Linked DNA regions of Homo sapiens: region 2 is linked to region 1. A link is a loop called in an ENCODE intact Hi-C map of the cell type or tissue named here. Cell type or tissue: ascending aorta. All regions are shown on one strand. Links, peaks and the distances in the headings refer to the core of each region. The heading gives the core; the rest is flanking DNA.

Evidence for each region. Peaks named below come from ENCODE experiments on the same cell type or tissue, not always from the same donor. Only the 100,000 strongest peaks of a DNase experiment are listed, where the experiment ranks them.
Region 2: it touches region 1 in a loop (2.0-fold over the local background); 1 of 110 quality-filtered maps calls a loop at or near these places.

What each region holds. Positions count from the first base shown.
Region 1 is chr1:91,778,032-91,789,039 of GRCh38, forward strand. All of the region lies in intron 3 of TGFBR3 (transforming growth factor beta receptor 3), which reads right to left. Among named protein-coding and RNA genes, the nearest start is that of TGFBR3, 100 kb to the right of the region's middle. RefSeq lists a silencer at 7,874-8,077 and an enhancer at 9,985-10,114. In ascending aorta, for the core only: no CTCF peak of the experiment used is centred there; a DNase peak (open chromatin) is centred at 5,560; H3K27ac peaks cover 3,492 bases.
Region 2 is chr1:91,550,491-91,558,494 of GRCh38, forward strand. The region is part of intron 3 of LOC102723436 (a long non-coding RNA gene); the gene reads right to left. Among named protein-coding and RNA genes, the nearest start is that of CDC7, 54 kb to the left of the region's middle. RefSeq lists an enhancer at 5,486-5,645. In ascending aorta, for the core only: no CTCF peak of the experiment used is centred there; a DNase peak (open chromatin) is centred at 3,001; H3K27ac peaks cover 476 bases.

The sequences.
Region 1 (11,008 bases), core at 3,122-8,121:
TTTGGAAAATCATGAAATTTTTACTGTGCAAGGCAGTAAGATATAAGCAATGAAACTCAAAAGCATTTTCCCAAGTATTCAGAGACCAGATCTGCCCCCAGATCTGTAAATCCTACTTAATCTAGGTTAAAAAAAAAAAAAAAACACACATAAGAAGACATGAGACACCCTTAGTTTACATTTCAGCTCTTAGGTGGTTCCTTATTCACTGAATGCTGAGGGTTTCTTTAAGGATATTTTGTAGTTTAACAACTCCAGAAATGCTTTTGACTCTAATTCTCAATTGGTATTTTGAAATATTAATTTTCTCAATGTCTTTATATTGACAGAAAATAAAAAAAGAAACTGAGATCCAAATGGGTCTACACATTTGCCCTCAAGTTTAAACAAAAAAGATCACAACAGAGGGAAGACCAAAAAAGAGGGAAGTCTTTTATTAAGACTCACAATCCAGTGCTGTCTTCTATACCTTGAAGCCTTGGTTTAAGAAACATTACTTTATGCCCAAGCCATACATACCAATATCAATAACTAGATCTTCAAAAAATATAATTAATGAGAAACTTCCATATATAGAATTTCTAGACTTAACCTATTTGCTAAACTGCTACATCAACATACTTATTTATTCATGCAAATGTTTATTTCACAAATGTTTCTTGACTGCTTACTATGTAGTGGGCACTGTTCTAATTCCTGGCAATACCAACTAAAGATAAAACATCTATACTGATGATATACTAGCAGAAGAGATAGACAGTGAACATATTTAAAAATAAATATCAGGTGGTAATATAAGTTACATTTTAAAGTAAAACAGTAAAAGAGAGTGTGTCTGTTGTGGGGTGCTATGACTATTTTAAATGGGGTGGTCAATGAAGGCCTCTCAGTGGAGGTAATGGCAAAGCAGGGACTGGGTGAAGGCAGCCACATGAGTAACTGGGAGAAGTACTTCAGGCAAAACAAAGAGCCCATGCCAAGGACAGGAGGCAAGATGTCAGGGCCCACTGCAGCACAGTGAGCAATGGTGAGAGTGCTGGGAGAAGGGGGAAAAGATCATTCAGGGCTCTGGTGGGGATTGCGCATTTTCATTGAAATGTAAAAAACCATGGCAGGAAGCTGAACTGGTGAACTTCGTGACTGGACGGAAGTCTTTCAAAAGATCATGCTGGCTGCCACTTAGAGAATAGATCTTAATTGCTAACAATGATAGCAGCTGACATTTATGGAGTGCTGATGATATTCCACGCACTGTTCTAAGCACCAGTCATGCTTTAATTATTTAATCGTCACAGCAACTCTATGAAGTAGATACTATGATTATGCCCACATGAGGAAAATGAAGCATAAAGAAGTTAACTGACTTGCCCAAAGCCCCACAGCTCATGAGCAGTGTAGCCAGGCTTCCAACACTGGCGCTCTACCCCAGATCTTGCACTCCTAAGAGGGATGGGCCAGAGGCCCACTGCCTCTCAAGTAAAAATGTGATGGTGGGTCAGACCGAAGGTGGTGGTCAGAAGTGGGCAGATTCAGAATATGGTCTTAGGGTAGAACAAATAGGATTGGATATGACATCTGAGCAAACACAGGAAGTCATGGATAATAATGCCAAGGACTGTGGCCCTGGCAACTGTGTGGTAGCGTCCTTTACAGAGCTGGGGAACACAGGAGTAAACAAACTGGAGACAGGAGGGAGCATGGAACTCAAACTAATGTGAGTGTGTGCTCATTTCCCATACTGCTGTAACAAATTACCATAAACTGGGTGGCTTAGAACAACAGAAGGCTATTCTCTCACAGTTCTGGAGGCCAGAAGTCCAAAATCAGCATTGCTAGGCCAAAACCAAGGTGTCAGCAGAGCCACATGCCCTCCAGAGGCTCCAGGAGAGAACCTGTTCCCAGCCTCTTTCAGGTTCTCGTGGCTGCTGGCATTCTTTGGCTTGTGGGTTCCAGACCACCAATCTCTGCCTGCATGGTCACACAGTCTTCCCTTTTGTCTGTGTCATCAAATCCCTGTCTTATAAGGATACATGTGACTGTATTTAGGGGCCACCAGATAATCCAGGATAATCCTCCATCTCACAATTCTTAATTTAATCACACCTGCTAAGGCTTTTTCTATATAAAGGCAACATTCCCAGGTTTAGGGGTTAGAACGTGGATATATCTTTGGGGGCCATTATTTAGCCTATCACAGTCAGGAATACCACAAATAAAAACAATAAAACGTACAGGTGTGGATAAACAGTGAGCAAAGCTTTTCCCTTTTACATGAGAATTTGATCTTCTGTTAACTCTCTCAATTCTGTAACCCTGGTAATCTGGTAAGACAATATGTCAATTATAACACAAGGCAGCTTGCTATTGGGACTGGAAAATTTTAAGACATCTGATAAGAAGTGACATCTGGGGGCTTCCCTGAGAGCAGTGATTCTTGTAAATGGGGCATATTTATGAGACAGAGTACCATGAAAACTATTCCTACATAGTTGCCTACTAGTTCCCGCAAGGGTCTAAGGCTTTTTTTTTTTTTTTTTTTTTTTCTGACATGGAGTTTCACTCTTGTTGCCCAGGCTGGAGTGCAATGGCATGATATTGGCTCACTGCAACCTCTGCCTCCCGGGCTCAAGCGATTCTCCTGCCTCAGCCTCCCAAGTAGCTGAGAATACAGGCATGCGTCACCATGCCTGGCTAATTTTGTATTTTTAGTAGAGACGGGTTTCACCATTTTGGTTAGGCTGGTCTCGAACTCCTGACCTCAGGTAACCCACCCGCCTCAGCCTCCCAAAGTGCTGGGATTACAGGTGTGAGCCACTGCACCCGGCCTTCCTAAGGCTTTTAAACTAGAGAACTACACACACACACACACACACACACACACACACACACACACACACACACAGAGATCTCATCTCCTGGCATTTGAGCCATCAGCTGGAGAGCTCTGGATGGCTATGTGAACTGATGAACTGATGTGTGAACAGTCACAAGGCACACAACAAGGAGGAATGCCTTGCTGCCATGCCGTAAGCTGTGGTCCTTGTCCTATACCCTTTTAAGTATAATGAAGCCACCCATGGCCTATGATAGTCTCATGGGTCTGAATGTTTATTTGGACCCAAGAAGACTCCTTGCCTGAGTTTGTTGCCACATGTAATAATATCGTTTCAGTTCATTATTTCCATTTCTTCCTCCACCACAGTTACTCAGCAGCAAAAAGGAGTAGAGCATTTGTTTCATCTGTTCATGCTCTTGTGTGGCCTCACTCAAACAGCAAAATGGCTAAAAAGGGCAAAGGGAAAGGAAAAGCTAGAGAACAAAAATTAGTAAATTCACAAAAACTGAGCTAACTGTTCCCTCAGGGAGAAGTGAGTACTGCCTACAAGGAACATGCTGCGCTGCCTGTGCTATGCCTTCCAGAGGCCTCTCCAGCAGAATGAAATGTAAAATCCCTAACCCACAGTTCTGCTGGAAATGTGCAAGTGGGCTCATTACTCAGAGCCAAGATAAAGGATAAATCTTTATGAGTACCGTAAGTATGAGTCATAAAAAATAGGAAACATATGTAGGACGTATACACAGTAATAGCACCAAGCCAGAGAAAGTGTTTAGGAAATGTATTTAAGAACACATGACAAAACAGGACGAAAAATTGCCCTTGTACATTGCTCTAAAACACATTTAAAAAAAAAACCTCACAGCAAGTCAAGGGCCCATATCACTTTGCTGATCTCTAATAAACATAGATCATTTCCATATTTGGAAATAGGCTGGCCTTTTTATTTTAAATGCAAATAGGAGAGCTGAATCAAGAAAAAGTAACTTGGAGTAGGCTTTGAAAGATTTTATGATTTGGGAAATTTGAAGAGCTTCCAAATAAAATACTGGGAATTAGATCTTAACAGCATTAAAAATGAACACAAAAGATTCTTTTAGAAAAATAATTGTTCACAATGGTAATATTACCATTTCATTTAGATTCTCACTATCTTAACAACCACTGGAAAAATGAGTGGAATCTTCAAACCTTATGAAAGCAGGAATCAAAAATAAACTGCAACACATGGGCTGACAACATACCGAGAGCAATGAAGGGCCTGCGTGAAAGCCCTCACGGGGATGCTGGGCTCAGCAGGAAGAACTCGCAGCAAGGAAGAAGCAGAGCCCCCTGGCCAAAAGCACCAAGTGACAATCTAGGGGATGAGGGCGTTCAGAATAGAAGGGAGGGTGATCGGCCCCCAGAAGTCTTTTGGGGCCAGATGACTGAGGCAAAATGTATCATCATTGGAAATTAAGCTCTTCAGTTGCCTTTGATTTTGGAAGATGCCCGAATTTAAGACAGCTTGGCAAGGCTAGGAGACACCTACATGCCCATGTGCCCAACACGGAATCATGTGTGTCCCAACGGACCTTTGGCTCCCTTGGACCAGGGCTTTCTCCTTTACCTTCAGAAACTGCTGCCTCCCAAGGAAAGCACTGCTTGCACATCGACTGACCTGAGGTTGAGAGGAGGAGCAGAGGAATGTGGAAAGGATTGTTTTTACCTTCATTAAGTGTTAAATTTACCTAAGACTCCCAGAGAGTCAATGCTCTTCAGGAACTATTCTGAGGCAGAAATTTCAATATAACTTCCACCTCATGAAAAAATCCAACTGTAGGTCATTAAAAGACCCCAGGGGCATGGCGAGGGCTGAGAGGTACGACAGCTCACTTTCGACCTTTTGTGCTCAGGCCTCTCAGCAGTTGCTATACCTCTCTGCCCCTCTCCCCCAAGGCACCTCGGTATGTGCTCACATCACTGGTAGTGAGGCCACACCTCACTCTGGGAGGGGGACTCACCTTTTAAGAAGACATCGATGCAGCTTCCACGTAAACGGGTCCACAGGCATGCAGTCCCTAACCTGTGGCAAGCCCAGTGCTAGGCACAGAGAACCGACAGCCACATCACCGACTTGCTGGAGCAAATTCAAAATGGATCAGATGTGTGTACACATGTATCAACAAATAGAAGTTAAGCCATAATGGGCACAAGGGGACACTTCAGCTCCGGGCAAGAGTTAGGCTATGGTAGTGACCTTGGATCCTAAAGCTGGGCTCTGTCCTTGCTTCACAGTGAGAATCAGTAACACCTCATCTCATTAGCTCTCTTATCTTCAAAAGTATCCAAGTCATACCTGTAATTTGCCCCTCATCCTCCAAGAGTTGTACAAATTTCAGGTTCAGCTGAAGGACTCTGTGGTTCAGGTGGAAAAAAAAAGCCATAAATACAAAGCATTATTGTAGGGTGCTTTGGACTAGAACCCTGTCTAATATCTGGGCCTTGATATTTCAGCCTTTCAGACAAGGCCAAGGAGCTCAGAGACAAGGACTCCTTCAATCAGCCAGCAGTGCCACTGAGGTGCCCCGGCGGGCTGGACAGGAAAGCATGGAGAACATGGCTGCAATGGAAGCCAAAGCAGCAGGTCTTCCAAACACAGACTCAGATGCCTGTGTCTTTAAGACCAGACCCTCATAAATGGATTGCTTCTGCTGGACACCACGCTCTAAATAAACAGACTCTTCTGGCCGACACACAACTTCCTGTAGGATTCTGGTGGGTAAAGCTTGAAAAGGCTGCCAAATCCAATGACCAGCAACTTTTGAGCTGACTTAGAAAACAAGCTACAAAGACTTGAGTCCAGAGTAAACAAAGGAAAAAGCCATATTAAACAGGGAACAAATTACTATATCGGCAGGGATATTTTAAGTACTCACTGAGCAAGAAAACAAAATCAAAAAAATCAAGTTATAAGGTATTTAATAATACACGGTAGAGTAAAATGCCCTCTTTCAGTTAGAGGAATCAAAGTTAATTAATTCCAGCAATATTAAGAATTGGCTGGAGTCACCCCCTACATCATGAGGACAGATCATTCTCAATGGCCCAACTTCAAACCTGGCTCAGATCAAATGAGCAACCCAAGGGAGCTGCATAGAGTTGAAAACCATTTATAGCTTTTTACCCAGCTGACGGAAAGGACTAACTAGTTTACTAGCAGATGACTAAAACCCCTCAGAGTAAAGAAGAATGTAACAAAGATTTAGAAATGGGCTAGGGAAAAGACTGAACAAAGATCTGCAGTTTAGAGTAAAAAATAAGATTAATTAAAAGAGATTTAATTAAAAAAGTAAATCAAAGCAGTCATACAAAATGGAGGACACCTGCTTAGCTCCAATGTTGAGGGGCCTAGGGACCAAACACTAAGTCCACTAATAGAATGCAAAGCAAATAAAGATGCACTATGCAAAAGGAAAGTCATTTAAGAAGACTTTCAGTTATACTCTAAATAACATCCTTGGTGCCATGCAATAACCCAATTTGCATAATGCAAAAAAAGACCCAAGACCTAGTTCCTGCCCGAAAGCAGTCCACTCACCAGCTGAGTGTGCAGAATTAACACACACGATTCAGCAGCAAGTAATACAATAAAACATATAATTCCATACTGTGGGAAGGCACAGGTTGTGGTAGGGGGAAGAAGATTCAGAGCGATGTTTAGAAAAGAAAGAAATGGAGGAGGGTAAAGCAATCAGGCAAGGGTTTGGTGAAGAGCTAAGACCTAAGCATGGGCTTCCAAAGTGGCAAGAATTGAGAGACTGAAGAAAGAAGTCCAGGTGGAATTAAGAATAAGGGCGTGGGGCAAGGGGTTTAGCTGGTAAGCCCAGGGGGAGGCTCAGGAATCTATACATCAAGGGATCCGATGCAGGGGCTTCACACAGCACACACACTTTGAGAAGCCGATCCACAGGATTAAGTCCAAATCCTTACGTGGCCTTTCCAGTCTCATCTTCCACTCAGCCCCAGCCTACCCCCTTCATTGTCTTCATCCTCTATTACAGGAATTGCCAAGCTCTTCCTGCAAAGGGCTGAATAGTAACTATTTAAAGCTTTGCAGGCCATGCAGGTCTCTGACACAATACTCAACTCTGCCACAGTAGTGAGAAGGCAGCCATAGACAACATATTATCAAATGGGTGTGGCTTTAAAACTAATAAAACTTTAAAAACAGGCATCGGACTGATGAATGCATTAACAAAACATGGTATAGCCACACAATGAAAACTACCCAGGAATAAAAAGGAATGAAACAACTGATACATGCTACAACATCGAGGAACCTCAAGTGCTTTACGCTAAGTGAAAGAAGCTAGACACAAAAGATACATATTGCATGATCCCATTCATATGAATGTGCAGAACAGATAAATCTAGAAAGTAGATTAGTGGCTACCTTGGGCTAGTGCCGGGTCGTGGGGGGCACACACAGGGAATGGGAGAGTGACTGTTAATAGATACAAGGTTTCTTCTTAGGGTGATGGAAATGTTGTAAAATTAGATTATGGGCCACTGGTTGCACATTTCTATAAATATACTAAAAACCACTGACTTGTACACTTTAAACAGGTAAACTTTATGGTACGTAAATTATATCTCATTAAAGCTATTTTAAAAACACAAACAGGCAGCAGGCAGAATTCAGTCCTGCCTAGCACCCTTGATCTGTCCACCAGCCACACCGTGTAGGTGAAGAACTTTCCTCCACACCTGGCGCCCACTCTGTGTATATTGAGTCCTCCCATCCCTTGGCTCAACAACACTAATTTGACTTTTAAGCCCTCCGTCAAATGTTCTTTCTTCTGGGAATCCTTCCCTCACTTCCAGAGAGAATGAACACACCCTTTGTTGGGCTTCTGTACTTTTTTTTTTTTTTTTTTAGACAGCGTCTCGCTCTGTCTCCCAGGTTGGAGTGCAGTGGCGCGATCGTGGTTCACTGCAGCCTCAACCTTCGGGCTCAAGTGATCCTCCTGCCTCAGCCTCCCAAATAGCTGGGACCACAGGTGCACACTACTATGCCTGGCTGTTTGTATTTTTGATAGAAACAGGGTTTTGCCATATTGCCCAGGCTGGTCTTGAACTCCTAAGCTCAAGCGATCTGCCCGCCTCAGCCTCCCAAAGTGCTGAGATTACAGGCGTGAGCCACCACAGCTGGCCTTCTGCAAATTTTTAAAATATATTAGTCATATTATTTGTCATGTTTCATTAAATTCATTCTCTCTCAACTCTAATAGGTGCTAAAGACATAAAAATGAGTAAGAATCTGGCAGAGCACCTACCTAGCACACAGTGGGTTCTTAATAGTGATTCATTGAACAGGCCTGTGAATGAATAAACAAATTCATTATGAGAGCATTATTTAGAGAAGTTTGGTTTTATGAAGAGGTTCACAAGCTAGACAGAAAGAATCAGGGTCTAAAGCTGAAGAGGCCAGTCCCAGGAGACCAGTTAAGGAGGCTCCAGGGTAAGTGGAGAAAAACAGAGAAATTCAAGGGCAATTGCAGAGGAAATGTCAATAAAATGTGGTGATTGGCCAAATATAGGGTTTAAAGAGAATGGGCAGGCCAGGTGTGGTGGCTCACACCTCTAATCCCAGCACTTTGGGAGGCTGAGATGGATGGATCACTTGAGGCCAGGAGTTCAAGACCAGCCTGGCCAACATGGTGAAACCCCATCTCTACTAAAAATACAAAAATTAGCCAGGTGTAGTGGCGGGTGCCTGTAATCCCAGCTACCTGGGAGGCTGAGGCAGGAGAATTGCTTGAACTCGGGAGGCGGAGGTTGCAGTCAACCAAGATCGCGCCAATGCACTCCAGCCTGGGTGACAGAGCAAGACTGTGTCTCCAAAAAAAAAGACAAAAAAAAAGAGGATGAGTAAATACAAGATGGTTCAAAAGTTCCAAGATGGATGGTACTGGTGACATTGATGGGTCAGGGAAGCCAGATTGAAAAGCCAGCACTAGGGTCAGGAGAACTGGCCTGGGAGGGTTCTTAAATTCTATTTTAGAGAGAATAAAAATTACTGTTAGCTAGCAGTTGACTGTACCTATACCGGCCCTAAGTGCCACAGAGACATTTCTCAATGGTCAGTGAACCCTCTAAAGAAGTGCTACTAGCTGGGCACAGTGGCTCACGCCTATAATCCCCGCACTTTGGGAGGCTGAGACAGGCAGATCACGAGGTCAAGAGATTGAGACCATCCTGGCCAACATGGTGAAACTCCGTCTCTACTAAAAATACAAAAATTAGCTGGGCGTGGTGGCACATGCCTATGGTCCCAGCTACTCAGGAGGCTGAGGCAAGAGAATCGCTTGAACCCAGGAGGCGGAGGTTGCAGTGAGCCGAGGTCACGCCACTGCACTCCAGCCTGGTGACAGAGCGAGACGCCATCTCACAAAAAGTAATAATTAAAAAAAAAAAAGTGCTATTAACATCTCCATTTTACAGATGAGGAAACAGGGCTTAGGGAATTAAGTAACTCACCCAGGGTCACACATGGGGAGTGGCAGAGCTGAGACTAGCCCTGTATCTAACATGGGAGCGAACCACAGTGACAGCCACTCCTCCAGTCCATATCTGAGGCACCTGGCAGCTCAAGATGGGACCCAAGAGCCGGGATGCTTCAGCCATCTGACTGTAGTTCCACTGGAGAAGCCCAGGCAGAGTTTTTGGAGTTGTAAGCAAGGAAGTGACAAGCAAAATCCTAAGACCAGACAAGCCACCTCAGGGAGAGGAGACAGAGGAAAACAGAAAGCCAAGGGCTATGCCTCAGTCAAGAACCCCCGAGGTTAGGCACACTGGCTCACGCCTGTAAGCTCAGCACTTTGGGAGTCCAAGGCGAGTGGATCACTTGAGCTCAGGAGTTTGAGACCAACATGGTGAAAAAAATACAAAAATTAGCCGGGCGTGGTGGTGTGCGCCTATAGTCCCAGCTACTCAAGAGGCTGAGATGGGAGAATCGCTTGAGGTTGCAGTAAGCTGAGATCGCACCACTATACTCCAGCCTGGGCGACAGAGCCAGACCCTGTCTCACGGGGAAAAAAAAAAAAACCCCAAGAAGAAAGAGTGAGCAGCTGAGAAAGAAACAGAAAAACAGATGGAATGGTAGAATGAGAACCAGGAAACCAAGAGGGAGGTGCCAGAAAGGGAGTGCTTGACAGCACTGGAGGCTTCATAAGCTGGGGAGGAGCAAGAGTGGGGCAGGCAGATGTGTAGAGGCAGCTCTGCAACAGAAGTTGGTGCCCCGAGGGGCTAGTCCAGTGCTAGCACCAAGTTCTTGGTTAATAGTGAACATGTCACCGCTACACCCTCTGGCCTGGTTCCCCTAAGGTATTAGGGCTAGGTGGACCCCAGGGACCCTCTAGTCCTAGCAGCCCTTGAGTTGTTCAAAGGGGCATCATCAGGGTCTCCCCAGAGATTAGCTCAGGCCACAGAGAGGGAAGAAGGGAAAGAAGGACGTACAGATGTTCACTCATTCCAGTGGAGCAGGGGAAGGAAAAGAGAAATAAGCTGACCTGAGGCATCAGAGGGGCCAAGTCATACATGGCCTCTTCATCGTGGAAGAAAGAAAAGTGAAATAATTAAACGTGTCTAAACTTACACAGAAATATTTAGAAAATACCGTGGAAGGAGTGATTGAAGTCAATGCAATAAATACTTCTGCAGAGTTTAAGTATTTAAATCAGCGATTAGCAGTTAAGTTTCCTTTTACTCTCAAACAGAATGTCAAGAAGCAGATAAGCAATGGCAAGGAGAAGGCTCAAGCTGGAAAACTGGAGACGCTGCACACGCATGCACTGGGCCTTTGCCCAATCAGCACATCTGCATCTCAGATTTGCAGAGCTGCTCCTGACTTGGGTCTATTGCTTTTTTTTAATACTCTCCCAAAAGTTCTAAGAGCAAAATGTCACATTTTTAAATGCAGAGAGTGCTCTTGTAAAAACATTGTCTAACAACACTTTCAGGAAATTATATAATTCTTTTTTTAAAGCCAAGGGCAGTTACCATGGCAACAGTAGTACAGGTCAGGGTTCTAACCCTAACCTCCATAAAGACAAAACACCATACTGGTTGGAAAATGCTGCTGCTGGACAAATTTTAAAAGGGGTCAGCTGGGCACGGTGGCTCACGCCT
Region 2 (8,004 bases), core at 1-5,000, 230 kb before region 1:
TGGAAGTGGGGCCTGGTGGGAGGTGATTGGATCATGGGGGTGGTCCTTCATGAATGATTTAGCACAATCTCCTGGTGCTGTTCTCATGATAGTGAGTGAGTTCTCACAAGTTCTGGTTGTTTACAAGCGTACAGCATCTCCCCCCTTCTCTCTCTCTTGCTCCTGCTCCCACCATGTAAGACAGGTCTGCTTCCCCTTTTCCTTCAGCCATGATTGTAAGTTACCTGAGGCCTCCCCAGAAGCCGAGCAGATGCCAGCATCATGCTTCCTGTACAGCCTGCAGAACCATGAGCCAATTAAACATTTTTTCTTTATAAATTACCCAGTCTCAGATATTTCTTTATAGCAATATTAGAATGGACTAATGCAGTAATTAACCTCAGTTTCCTGACAGGTAGATAGAAATTACTAATATGGCCCCCAGCGGCACATGTTCCAAGGAATTAAATGAGATGATATATGATAAGCACTTGGCAGAGTGCCTGGCGCATAGTAAGCACTAAATAAATGTTAGTTGTTGTAATTGTTACTAGAACTATTATGTGAGTCCCTCAGTTTCTCTGAAGAATCCTCCTTGTTTTGTGACCAGCAGTACTTGACCTTTATGGCCAAGATCCAGGCAATTTGTGTCTATTTTTTTCTTGACCTATTTTCTGGCTATAGCTTCTAGTTTCAAGATTGTAACCACATCCGTTTAGTCTTTACACTTATTTCAGACATGATATTTAAACAGATTTTAGTTGATTTTCTGAAGATAACATTAAGTCACAAAACAGACCCCCTACATGCTCTTAAAATCTGATAACTCAGTTCTACAATGCCCATGCCTCAGGGTCCAGAGAAGTTAGATCAGGAAGTGGAGGCACAAGCCCAAGAATTCATATTCCTTTTGAAAAGAGAATTTGCTTACTTTAGCTTCTAAAGCAATAATTGCATCTAGGGCATCAAACGATTGGAGACATATTGCAATAAAGGGGTTTAGTGTATACAAATTCTATTATATCAAAACTGTGTTCATCCCTGGGATTTTGTTGAGTCTAAAAAAGGTATTCTCCAGAAATAGACCTGCTCCCGTGTGACCACTTGAGAAAATTTAATTTAAAAAAGAGTCAAGATATTGATGCCAATTGACATTGGTTTTTCTTTGATGCAGAATGACAAATATGCCATCTTGTAGTTCTCATTTGAGACACATCCCAACTTGGCCATTCAGTATATTTACAAATCTATCTCAAAACAAAACGTTTGCTTTTTTATTCTTTTTTAGCCTCCTGGGATTATTTATTTATTCAATAAACATTTATGGAGCTCCTACTATGTGCTAGCCACTTGGAAACATGCTAGAGAGAGACATGAACAAAGTATTCCTTCCCCTATTCTAGTGAAGGGAGATGGCCAATAATCAAACAAACAAAATTCATAAACAAGAAAAGTATCAGAGAGTGGGAAGCACTACACAGAGAATTAGAATAGGGAGATTCAACAGACAGTAACTGGATGACTTCTTTATATCAAGCTGTCAGAAAGGTTCCCTAAGGAAGCAACATTTAAGCAGAGACATGTTTAACATTTGAGTAGAAGAGGCTTCCTGGAAGAGGAAAAATTCTGGATCCAAGGTTCTAGGACTTGAATAAACATGACATTCTGCCTCTGATCTCCTCAATTCTACCTCATTAAATTGTGAACTTCAGAGGGTCAAGAGCTGGATGATCCATTTTTATGATTAGAAAGTGATTCCTTCAATGAACCTACTACTTCTTCCTACATTCTTGTTAGAACTTTCTCAGCTATGAATCAGACTTTTCCAGGAAACTTCTACAGTCTTTACTTTGGTGACTACAACCACAATACTCAGTTGTTCCCAAGCAGAAAACTGAGGTTCATTCAAGACTTCAGTATTTGATCAAGATATTTTGCTTGGTAAGCTGGCTATTTTTTGATATAGTTTTATTTTCCCCATCTAGCTGGAATAAGATCATCAAAGTTGGTCATCTTACCTGACATAGCCTAGATATTTTCTTCTTCAGTACTAAACTTAGATGTCCCCACCTTTACAGAGTACATATTAGAGTAAGCAAGGCTAGGTTATAGCAAATAAGCCCCATAGTCCTTCTGTGGCTCTCCTCTAAGCAGTGACTTAGAGATCCTTATTGTTTTCATCTTATATTGCTGCCATCTGGATTCAGAGGTTACAACAGAAGGGAAAGAAAGTGGGAACATGGACAGTTGCACAGTGAATTTTATGGCCAGGCCTGAGAGTAGCATACATCATTTCTGCTCTATCCTATTGGATATCCAGTCATGTGGCCCCAACCTAAGGACTCCTAAGGGTGTCTGGGAAGTGTAGTTTCCCATGTGCTTGGGAAGTGATAGATGGCATGAAATTTGGCGACCCCCAAAGCTTTATCTCTGCTATAGGAAGCCACCCTTCTCTGTTATTCTCCTCTTCAGTCTGGGTTAGGTGCCCCTCTTCGACTGTAGCACAGTCTGATATATAATAGGCACTAAATATGTTTGTTGGTTAGATGAAATGAAAGATGGATTAATTGTAACCTAAGATCTTACGTCTATTAAAAGAGTGAACTAGAATTAATCAGTATTGAATTGGTTAATTAACAGAAAATTCTCTATTCATTCAAGGTATGCCTAAGAATTATAGGAAGAAATTGAAACTACACTGTTAAAAAATAGACTAGATTGGGGATCCCTAGGAAATTCCTTTTATTATTTCAACACACAACCTTAGTAGCCAAAGTCACTCCAACTCTCCTCCCCTCTGAGTCACTCTGGCAATCACTCTGTAGTTATTTCAAAGATTGGGAAATTTTCTGAAGGCAACATGGCCTGTCGATGGCATTGACTTTGGCTCCCCTCACCATCACTCTCATTGTTGCCATTAGCCCGTTTTTAAGGCCCTGAAGTTGGCTGCCCTTGAAATAAAGTGGGAAAACCTGCATTTGTGGGCCAGCTTGGTCCCCAGCCCAGTTCCCCAGCCAAAGAAAGTGAACAATCCTGTATTTGTGGCATCCTGAGCCTGCAGTGACCTTCCGGGCCAGCCAGGATGCCAGAGGGAATGCACATTCTCTGAAATGACAGTAGAGGAAGAACCAACCCATTGCCCCGGGACTAATGAATGGGTCCCTCTTTTCCCCCTGGGACAGCCTTAACAGGGCCACATGTAGGGCTTAACTCTTTTGTATCTTGAGCTTTATACATAGAGGCTGATCTGTCTTGTTTCTTAGCTGGAAATTAATTGGGCTGAAAATAGATAATTAGTTTTCAATGTTAACTGCAGTTATTTATTTATTTGAGTGATTATTTGATTAACGTATTTCTTTACCTTAATACTAGAGAGCAAGGACTATGTCTGCTTTGTTTTTCATTTTATTCCCTAGTAGTTAGCATAGTGCATGGCAGAGAGTAAGTTGTAGGGAAATATTTATTTACATGCAGAATGACTGTGGCAAACCTTGTCTCAAAGCTCAAGCTCTTATTTTGTTTTGTTTTAGCATTGTTTCCCCCGAGAGTGATCATTTCTGCTTCTTGTTATAAGTATAAAATACATTATCAAGTGGCTTCTGCTGTGTGTTTTTGACTCAGTGAATCCCAGAACCATCAAGACAGAGGCTGGGGATCAGCCCCTTCACCAGCTTTCAACTTTGGGCTGGTGGTGAAACCTCATTTTCAATTGCTTATGTATACATGTATCCTGAGTGTAATCAACAGGACTGCTCCACAAACCCAGGGGGTAAATACTGTCACATTTAGCTTCTTTACACAAAACAAGTAGCCTAAGTTCCCATGGTTTATCAGACTGTGGGATTAGCAGAAAGTCTAGCCTCTCCGTCTTGGGGCCCTCTGTCTCCCCATAACTTTTCCAAAATCCCAGAGGTTTACATAATTCAAAAAGAAGGGTCAGCCTGACTTTCACACTCCAGGGGGGGAAATGTTGCTGATCATTGCCACATGGCTGTGGAAAGTGCCCACTTGAGCCTTCAGATGATGTTAGTTCAAGGCTTTGCACAGGCTATTCAAGGTCTATCTGAGTCTGTTTGTGCTACAGTAACAAAATGCCTGAGCCTGGGTAGTTTATTATCAACAGAAATTTCTTTCTCACAATTCTGGAGGCTGGGAGTCCAAGATCAAGGCACTGGCAGGTTCAGTGTCTGGTTCCAAGATGGCACCTTCTTGCTTTATTCTCTGAAGGGGAGGAACAGTGTGTTTTCCCATGGGAGAAGAGTGGAAGAGCAACATGGACCGAAACTAGTTCCTCACACTCTTTTACAAGGCACTAATCCATTCATGAGGGCGGAGCTCTCCTGACTTAATCACTTCCCAAAAGGCCCCACCACTCAGTACCATCACATGGAGATTAAGCTTCAACACATGAATTTTGTAGGGAACGCATTCAAACCACAGCAAGGTCTCTTCAGGAAAATGATCAACCTTGTGTTCAGCTTGGCCAAGATGGCCCCTTGCTTAAGTTCCCAGAACTGCAGAAAGTTAGTTCTTAGTACTAACTTTCAGTCCCTTATGTGACCTTTCTGCAAAGATCCAGTCATCCAGAGGGGTGGCATCAGATTGTATCAGGCCGTCCAGCCCTATAGACCCCAAACTTCTGTATACTCTTCATCCCCTGGGACTATTACATTGCAGGTCTGACAACTTTTCCTATTCCATCTTTGAAACATAAAAAGTTCTCATTATTTCTCACTTCCAACAAATAGGGCTACCCACCGACTTCTTCATACTGGTCACCCGGATGGTCTCTAGGGGGCTCTATTGCCGTCAGGAGGAGGGAACTACTTGCAGTGCTTTAGGACAGTCTGTATTCCCAGACTTTCTGACACCTTTTTTAGTAGAGAAGAGAAGCTGGAGGGGGAGATGGAGAAGGAAGAATGAGGAGAACACTATAATAGAAGCTAAATATCGGCAGATCATTCTACTACACAGCTCTTCACACTGACTGTATAGGCAAATTTCCTGTTTATCCTGAGCAGAAGGCAGCCTTCCTTCTCTAAATTGTACCTACTCAAAAATTTAGGCTACAAACTTACAATCAGGAAGAAAACTGAAAGCTCTTCCTGTTGAGTCATCCGGCTTTAAAGTGCTGGATCTTTGCTGGACATTGTAGTAAATTAATTGAAAGTTTTGTGCAAAATATTATTTCAGGGGATGGGGTAGGCTCCTCGGATGAAACAGCAGTGTGTTTGTGAGGTCAAATTTTTGCTTCTTAGAATAAGAGTCACTTTGATTTTGGTGGGGCAGGATCACCCGTGGGAGGATAACTCATCCACACATATCAGACATGAATCCTTCAGTGAGAGATGGGGAGTGGGAGCAGAGTGGTCAGGGTATCCCTGTGAGGCAAGGGAGGGATCCTGACCTCTGGTGCACCTGACCTCTGGGGGACTGGCTCTTGGGTCCAACTCAAGGTTCCTTTTCAGGGCCTGTGGCATGTCCTCCAGGCCATACTGCCATCTTTAAAATACTGCCGGCACCTAGTTGTTACTGTCAGCACCTGGCTGTGGTAGGGGAGGACAGACACCGATGATTCACGAGGCGTGATCCAGAGCATTGTAACCATTAGTAGTAGGTGTGAAGGGAAATCATCAAACCATGTGAAGGTGGGAAAAGTTGTCACAAGTTGCAAATCTATAAGACAAAACTGTAAGACCAATGAAAATATTGAAAAAATTCACTGCACTCTATGAGGCTGCTGTGAGAAGCAAAAGAAGCAAGTGTAAAGCCTTCAGGTGTCACAGAAATAGGCCCCTGATCGTGCCTCAAACCATAAGACGTCAGAGCATGAAACACCAGTGAGGGAGAGTGATTGCGTTTCACAGATAAAGAGCCTATGAGCAAAACCAATCTTCCTTTCCTCTGAAGTGTGCCCCATTGCTGAATCATGCTGATGAGTTATCATGGTTTTCCTCCTGCATGATTTTCTTCTGTAATACTCATTTCAGAAGTTAAAAAAAAAACAACAAAACAAAACACAACAAAAAAACCTGCTACCTGTTTCTCTTTTTAATCCTGCATTTTAACAGACAGGCCAAGAGCAGGAGCAATTAGTCTCCCTGAGGATTTGCAAAGGGGAATTCCAATTGTGAGCGAGCTGTCATCCTTCTCCTTCAGTTGTTTAAATGTGATTCCATCTAATTCAGTTCCAGAGCAGGTGTTGAGCATCTTATGTGTGCAGACACTTACTAGGCACTGCTAGGATAGACTAGGACAGGCAGGATGCTGCCACTGCCCAGGTGGAGCACATCATCAAGCGGGGGCCACAGAGACATAGACAAATAGTTATCTGGAATTACAATGTGGAACAGAGGAGGGAGTGATAGATTTTATCTTAAAGGAGTTAGGGAAGGCTGTAGAGAGGGTGATGTGTGAGCTGGGTCTTCAAGGATGAGTTGGCCTTGTGGGCAAGACAAGAAATATCAAATAAGCTGAGTGGGAGCATAGAGGAAAGGCTAGGGTGCATAGAAGTGCATGGGGTAGAATGAGAGCCAGGATGTGTGTGGCTGGATGGAGGGTGAGGCCGATTTTAGAACAGTGATGTTCTAACAGGCAGGCAGGTTTAGGGTACAAAGGAGCTTGGATCCTTGCTCGGGACTTAGGCTTCAGGCAGAATTTCACTAGTACAGGCCAAAAGCTGGTGGCCCTGGAACGCAATGTGCAAGCAGCTCAGATTTCACAGGAGACTGCTTTAGGATGGAAGGTATTTCCTGGAGACCTTGCCACTGATGCCAGAAATTCCCAGCATTTCACTCACTCCTCAGAGGCCTCTGGAAATGTGCACATGCATGCTTCCTGAAAGGGGTAATACATTCACAAGCTGACCCCACTCTCCACGTGCTGAATGTCACTACCTAAAATCACTCACATTTCTGGAACTCAAAGGCAGGCTCTGGAGCTAGGCTACCTGCGTTCAAAGCCCAGCTCTACCACTTGCAGCCATGGAGCCTGGGGCAACCTACTTAACCTCAGAGGCCAGGTGACAGGGAGGCACCCACAAGTGAGGTGAGGCACACAGAGATGCCAGCAGCAGAGTGCAGAGAACGTGGGTGCAAATACATTCCTTTGCCCTCACACACCTTTTACCCTCACCAAGCCAATTCATAGCAGAATGCTCTAGAACAGTGTTGACCAACAGAAATATCACATAAACCATGGATGTAATTTAACATCTTTCTGGTAACTCAATTACAAAAAAAAAAAAATGGAAAGAAACAGTTGGAATTAACTCTTTTCCCAGAAAACGTTGTAAAGAGTAGCATGAAATTAACTTTAATAATATACGTGTTAACCAAATATATCCAAAATATTGTCATTTTAACGTGTACTTAACATTTTTAAAAATTAGTGAGATATTTTACATCTTCTTTTTGAGTACTAAGTCTCTAAAATCTGGTGTGTATTTTTTTTCTTACTGCATACCTCAATTTGTACTAGCCACATTTTAAGCTGCCATATTGAATAGCACAGCTCTAGTACAATGGCCCAAATGACTGTACTGAAATCATAACAATAGCTAATATTTCTTGACTACCAGCCAAGAGATCTTGGGCAAATTACTAACACTGTGCCTACAGTTTCCTTCTCTACAAAAAAGAAGTAATAATACAACCTAACTTATATTATTGTGAACATTAAACTGAGAGATACAGCTGAAGTCCTGAATAAGATTATTGTTTCTCTTTGCCTTTGCACATGTAATTTCCTCAGCCTGGAATGCCCTATCTTCTCCACCTGCAAATCCTTATTCATTCTTTTTATTTAATTTCAACTTTGCGAAGAACATTTTTATTGAAATATAAATCACATACCATAAAAATCACCCATTAAAGTGTCCAATTCAATGGCTTTGGTATACTCACAGAGTTATACAGTCATCACTATAGTCTAAGTCCAAAACATTTTTGTCACTCTCCATCCCCCTTCCCCCTCCCCAATCCTAGGCATCACGAATCTACTTTTTTTTTTTGCTTTTATTATTAT